Regions from separate parts of the Homo sapiens genome. Here region 1 is linked to region 2. Evidence: read pairs that join two places in POLR2A ChIA-PET (ENCODE). Cell type or tissue: endothelial cell of umbilical vein. All regions are shown on one strand. Each heading gives the region's core, and the rest is flanking DNA. Links, peaks and the distances in the headings are about the cores only.

Evidence for each region. Peaks named below come from ENCODE experiments on the same cell type or tissue, not always from the same donor. Only the 100,000 strongest peaks of a DNase experiment are listed, where the experiment ranks them.
Region 1: POLR2A ChIA-PET joins it to region 2 with 6 read pairs; 3 of 35 experiments call an interaction of 5 or more read pairs at or near these places.

Annotation. Positions count from the first base shown.
Region 1 is chr13:51,249,423-51,252,337 of GRCh38, forward strand. FAM124A (family with sequence similarity 124 member A) reads left to right here. Exons shown (of 4, transcript NM_001242312.2): 3 at 2,046-2,779. Among named protein-coding and RNA genes, the nearest start is that of FAM124A, 28 kb to the left of the region's middle. In endothelial cell of umbilical vein, for the core only: a CTCF peak has its summit at 863; no DNase peak of the experiment used is centred there.
Region 2 is chr13:51,314,377-51,317,291 of GRCh38, forward strand. No RefSeq gene overlaps it. Among named protein-coding and RNA genes, the nearest start is that of SERPINE3, 24 kb to the right of the region's middle. In endothelial cell of umbilical vein, for the core only: no CTCF peak of the experiment used is centred there; a DNase peak (open chromatin) is centred at 1,085; H3K27ac peaks cover 677 bases.

The sequences.
Region 1 (2,915 bases), core at 232-2,731, 65 kb before region 2:
GCTCTTACCTTAGTCATCCTTAACTTCCAGAAGCCTCTCAGGTTCCCAAAAGCCTCTTGTAGAGTGAAGGGCAGGGTTTGATGAGTAAGGGTTCAGTGTTTAAAGAAACAGACTATTCTCTTATACATGGCCCTGCAGCAAAATGGTTATTTTATGTGGTGTTCAACTAAAGAAACATCTATCTGGCCATCTTGTCTTGTTACAAGTTAGTACTTTATTGGAAATTTAGGAGACTTTCAGTGTTAATCGTGTCTATAGATAACCTTTGCTTCACAGTGACTTTAGAATCTAGCCCCCACCCCAAGTTACTATTCCGTTGTATTCCTTTTAGGCATATATCAGATTTAATTTTACTTTTTGATGTTTGTGTTTCCCCACTCAGTCACAAAGTTCTCATCTTATGGGCTTATGGGTCTTCAGAGGGCTGCTGCCTATGGTTGTGCAGGTTGTGCACTGCACAGTTCTCAGGGAGCATATCATGCAAGAGTATACGTAAATGTACTCCCATAGTGCTTGGGCATACATAATTAGTGCCAGCTTCTTTGTGTCCCCAGTGCCTGGTACAAACTGATTGCTTAACAGATGTGCAAATGAATGCATGAATAAGAGAGAAGACAGCAAGCTGGACTGTTTTCAAGTGAGACACTTAATAGGGTTGGGAAGAAAATTCAGACGGGTTTTGATCTGATTAAATTAAAACCATGTTATTGCAGCTGTACATGGTGAAATGGACTTGTAAGCCCACTTGGAATGTCTACCTACCATAAAAAAATTTTCATCCTGTGACTTGATCAAGGTTATGATTCTGAAAAGCACACCACATTGATAGAACACAATTGACCACATGATCACTGTATGCCTGACACCCCTAGTGGACACTGTGAGGCATGTGTTTTGTAAAGGCAGATCTAGATTCTAGGTGAATCTAGCCCCCTAAATCACAATTGGCCTAAAGATGTCTCAATTCCCTTAAATGAGACCTAAAACTTCTATAAATGCAAATAGAACCATCTTTTAAAAGAGCAAGCCTTTTATCAGGTATAGTTATATGATTTAGAAATATGCCAAGTGTGGCCAAAAAACTGTCACCCCATGGGAAACTGTTGCCAAGTTAAACAGTCAACTTCATGCTTGGAATTCAACAGTTTCAGGTGTTCCGCCAGAGATCACAGGGAGGGTAACCGACCCATTCAAGTTGTGTGGGCTTCTGAGTGGATGTGGCCCAGCAAGGGACACAAAAGGTAGCCTTTCATGGGCAGTCATGGTCTCACCCTGCTTTCCTTCCACCCTAACCTCAGCCCCAGTAAGCTCCAACAGCAAGAACACTGTGCTTGGCTCTGGGGGTCATCCTTCCCTGTGTCTCCAGCAGCAACATGATCTTGGCCAGGACCCCACAATAGGGGACACTGTGGGCAGGACTCATCAACAGCCAGGGCATGACCTGTCTATAGAGTAAGCCCCAGGGGGCAAGCACAGGTCTCTCTTGTCCTCCATCATTCGCCTTGTGCCTCACTCCCTGTGAGGCAGGTAGGAAGGAGCCCATGAGTGTGTGTTAACAAAATAAACAAATGAAATAAGCAAACCAGAGGAGTGCGTTTGTGTAGGGAACATGTATGGGGCAAGGCCCTGCAGCTATTTCAGGAAATACTAAATGGTGTCCACAAGATGCTATGCCATCTTTTCTAATGGGCCTGTTGTTCCTTCCAAGTCACTAGACTTGACTTTCTATTTGTCTGATACGTAAATATAAAGTCAAATGTTCCCTATACCAACCAACCTGATGAAATACAGGACCAAGGTTCTCCTCACCCTGTCCAGCTTAGAAACTATTCACGTAGCAACAGCCCTTTCCTCTTTGGCTGCTAAGGTGCTGGCATAGTAGTTTTTATAGGTAAACTTGGGATCAGAAAATCACAGGTCATGGAGTCAGTTCAGTTAGAATTTGACTTCTCTTCCTGTCAAGCCTGTACACGTCATCACTGGACACTTTAATGAAATAATCATAATTGTATTCATTCATCCATTCGTTTTTTGCGTGCCCCCAGGTGAGCTTTCCGTTGAAGAGGCGCAGGACCCTTTCCTGGTCAGCATCCACATAATCGCAGACCCAGGGGAGTCCCAGCCCCTGCAGGAGGCCATCGACAACGTCCTGGCGTGGATCCACCCCGACCTCCCGCTGTTCCGGGTGTCCGAGAGGCGGGCGTCCCGGCGGCGGCGGAAGCCCCCCAAGGGCGCTCAGCCAGCGCTGGCTGTGGTGCTGTTCCTGCAGGAGGAGTACGGCGAAGAGCAGATCCTGCAGCTGCACCGCACACTGCAGCAGCCGCCCTGGCGCCACCACCACACCGAGCAGGTGCACGGCCGGTTCCTGCCCTACCTGCCCTGCAGCCAGGACTTCTTCACGCTGGCCCCTGGGACGCCGCTTTGGGCCATCCGGCCCGTGCACTACGGCAAGGAAATCGTGCGCTTCACCGTCTACTGTCGCTACGACAACTATGCTGACAGCCTCAGGTTCTACCAGCTGATTCTCCGGAGGAGCCCCAGCCAGAAGAAAGCGGACTTCTGCATCTTCCCTATTTTTTCCAACCTGGATGTGGACATCCAGTTCTCCCTGAAAAGACTGCCCTGTGACCAGTGCCCGGTGCCCACCGACTCCTCCGTGCTGGAGTTCCGAGTGAGGGACATAGGCGAGCTCGTGCCTCTCCTGCCCAACCCTTGCAGCCCCATCAGCGAGGGGCGCTGGCAGACGGAGGACCATGATGGGAACAAGATCCTCCTACAGGTACTGGGGGGACGCCTGTCTGTCTGTTTAGGGGACCTGAGAAACCAGTTAGCTTTGCCTCAAACACTATAGTACCAGTCACAGAGCAATGATCAAGGAAGGAGAGATCAGTGACCCTCTGCCCAGCTCCTAGTCG
Region 2 (2,915 bases), core at 94-2,593:
TGTACACCAAACCCCAGTGATTCGCAATTTGCCCATGTAACAAGCCTGCATATGTACCCCTTGAACCTAAAATAAAAGTTGGAAGAGGCCGGGCGTGGTGGCTCACGCCTGTAATCCCAGCACTTTGGGAGGACGAGGTGGGTGGATCACGAGGTCAGGAGATCGAGACCATCCTGGTTAAGACGATGAAACCCCGTCTCTACTAAAAATACAAAAAATTAGCCAGGTGTGGTAGTGGGCGCCTGTAGTCCCAGCTACTTGGGAGGCTGAGGCAGGAGAATGGCGTGAACCCAGGAGGCAGAGCTTGCAGTGAGCCGAGATCACGCCACTGCACTCCAGCCTGGGCGACAGAGCGAGACTCCGTCTCAAAAAAAAAAAAAAAAAAGTTGGAAGAAAAAAAATCTTCAGTATGCGAGAAAATGAGCAAAAATGCTTAATAACACACAAAAAATATTGCTGAACTGCCCATCTAGTAAAATAAAATCAATATCTGAAAAAAAAAAAACAGTACTATTCACTTTCACCAAGTCCATGTGTTATTTTAAATGACGTGTTTCAGCCAGTGTTTCCACCCATTTGTTTGATGCCACCTCACCCGGGCCCTGCTCTGTGTTAACTGTAGAGTGGGTCCTGATTCTCTGAGAAGCCCTCTCAAACCAACCCACCCACAGGTAATCACTACCTTACCTCCTCCCCAGCTCCTTTTTGTTTTAACATCTTTAGTCAGCTTTGCCTCTTGAGGTCTCGTTCTCCTCACCTGCATGATCATTTCTCTCAAGCACAAACGCAAAGAGTTTCCTTGGGGCGTACTCTCCTCCCCCACCCTCCAAAATGTCTCATTCCAAAAAGCAACACAAAGCAAAGAAAGTCTGAAATCTAGTTCCCACATTCTCCCCAGAAGGAAGAGATGCTTCATTGAATACCCTGCTTCCCTCAACCCCCTACACACACACACACACACACACACACACACACACACACACACAGACATACAGAGACATCAGAATTAATCTCTCCCTTCCATATGCTTATACTTCCTTTGGGCTTCCTCTGTGAGTGCCTTTCATGGGCTGCTGGGAGCATGTGACTTCCCCTTTGCTACTCCTGAACTCCTTAAGGAATTCCACGTTGCGCCTTACCCCTCTCAGGAGCTCAAAATGCATTCCATTGTGTTGAAGTTTGACTTGAAAATGTTAGATGAGGACAGGATCCACAAACTTTAGTCTCATGATAAAATAAAATTCTCTAGGGAGACTGGAACAGCTATAGCATTTGCATTTAAACAATTTGGCAATTTCTGTGAGAAATTTGAGCTCTAGAAGGCCACATGGACAAATCCATAAATTCTGGCTCTCAGCTTCAGCTGTTGGGAACCGTAAAATTTTCATTCTTGTTCGTGGCCTTTCAGTTTTCAAAGCACTGACTCCAGCTAAATATCCCGGGCACTGGGGGTTATTTGCTTAGGTCATTGCTGATTTGAAGAAAGTGAGTGGGGCTGAACCAGCTTTTGCTTTTCACAGCTGTGAATCACAGCTGTGAATCCCCAGGGTGCTGAAATAACAGTACGGTGCGCTAATCCAATCTGTGCTTTTCCTGGGGGCTGTCATTACTGCAAAATGAGGTGAGCTGGGTGGATGAAAAGCTCCAAGGTGGCTACAACACTGTACAGTTAGAAGTGGTGCAAAACCATGTCCAGGGCTTAATGAAGGGTTGTGATCAGAGGAGAAAGTAGCCAGGGACCCAGGGGCTATTCTACTATAGCCACTATATGTACTATACACACACACACATATATATACACTATAACCTCTATACATACTAATATACCTACTATATACAGTGGTATGTGTATATATCAATAATTACTTTGGCTACTACTGTAGTTACTCCCTGCTGTACTGTCAGTCTGTCCAGCGTTCGGCTCCCCTATTCCCACCACACTGGCCTCTTTCAGCACCTTGAGTGTGTCATGCTGGCTCCCAAGTCAAATCGTATAGACAGGCCCCTTTCTTAAAGCCCACCTCGCCATGATGGAAGACAAGCCCCTCTTACAATACCAGATGCCATAGTGATTGCTGGAGTGGTATATCCATTACAAGCCCTTTTTGGTATATCAATGAATCTCACTGTTGTTGACTGAATTGTGTCCCTCTGAAATTCATATGTCACCCTCAGCACCTCAAAGTATGACTGTATTTGGAGACAGAGCCTTTAAAGAGGTGATGAAGTGAAAACGAGGTCATTAGGCTGGGCCCTAATCCAGCATGACCAGTATCCTTATAAGAAGAGGAGATTAGGACAAGAGACAGGTACAGGGGAAAGACCATGTGAGGACCCATTGAGAAGGCAGTCATCTAAAAGCCAGGGAGAGGGGCCTCAGAAGAAACCAACCCTGCTGATCAACCCAGCTTGATCTTGGACTTCTAGCCTCCAGAACTGTGAGAAAATAAATTTCTGTTGTTTAAACCACCCCATCTATGGTATTTTGTTATGGCAGCCCAAGCCAACTAAGTAAGACGCTCATACAACATGGAACAGAATCCTCTCAAGACCTCTACTTGCACACAACATTCCATGGCTCCAACTTCTTACACTTGGCTCCACTGGGCTGAGGAACACTCCGCTGTTCTACCTTGGGCCAGCTAATTGGCCCAGGCAGATAATCCAGACTGGTTAATCTCCGGTACCTGGCAGCCCACTTCCGTACAGTGACCAAATATTAAGAGGTAGGGGTTAATTGAGGCGCCCGTAATCCATGCTGACTGCCTGTCTCTGTGTCTACATGGTACCAAAGGTTAAAAAGTATTAAGAACCTTAACCATGAACTTGAGGTTCCAGGGTTACAGACTTGATGCCCAATCCTATCCTCAAACATAATACTTGCTTTCATCCCTGGAGCCAACTCGTGGATCTGA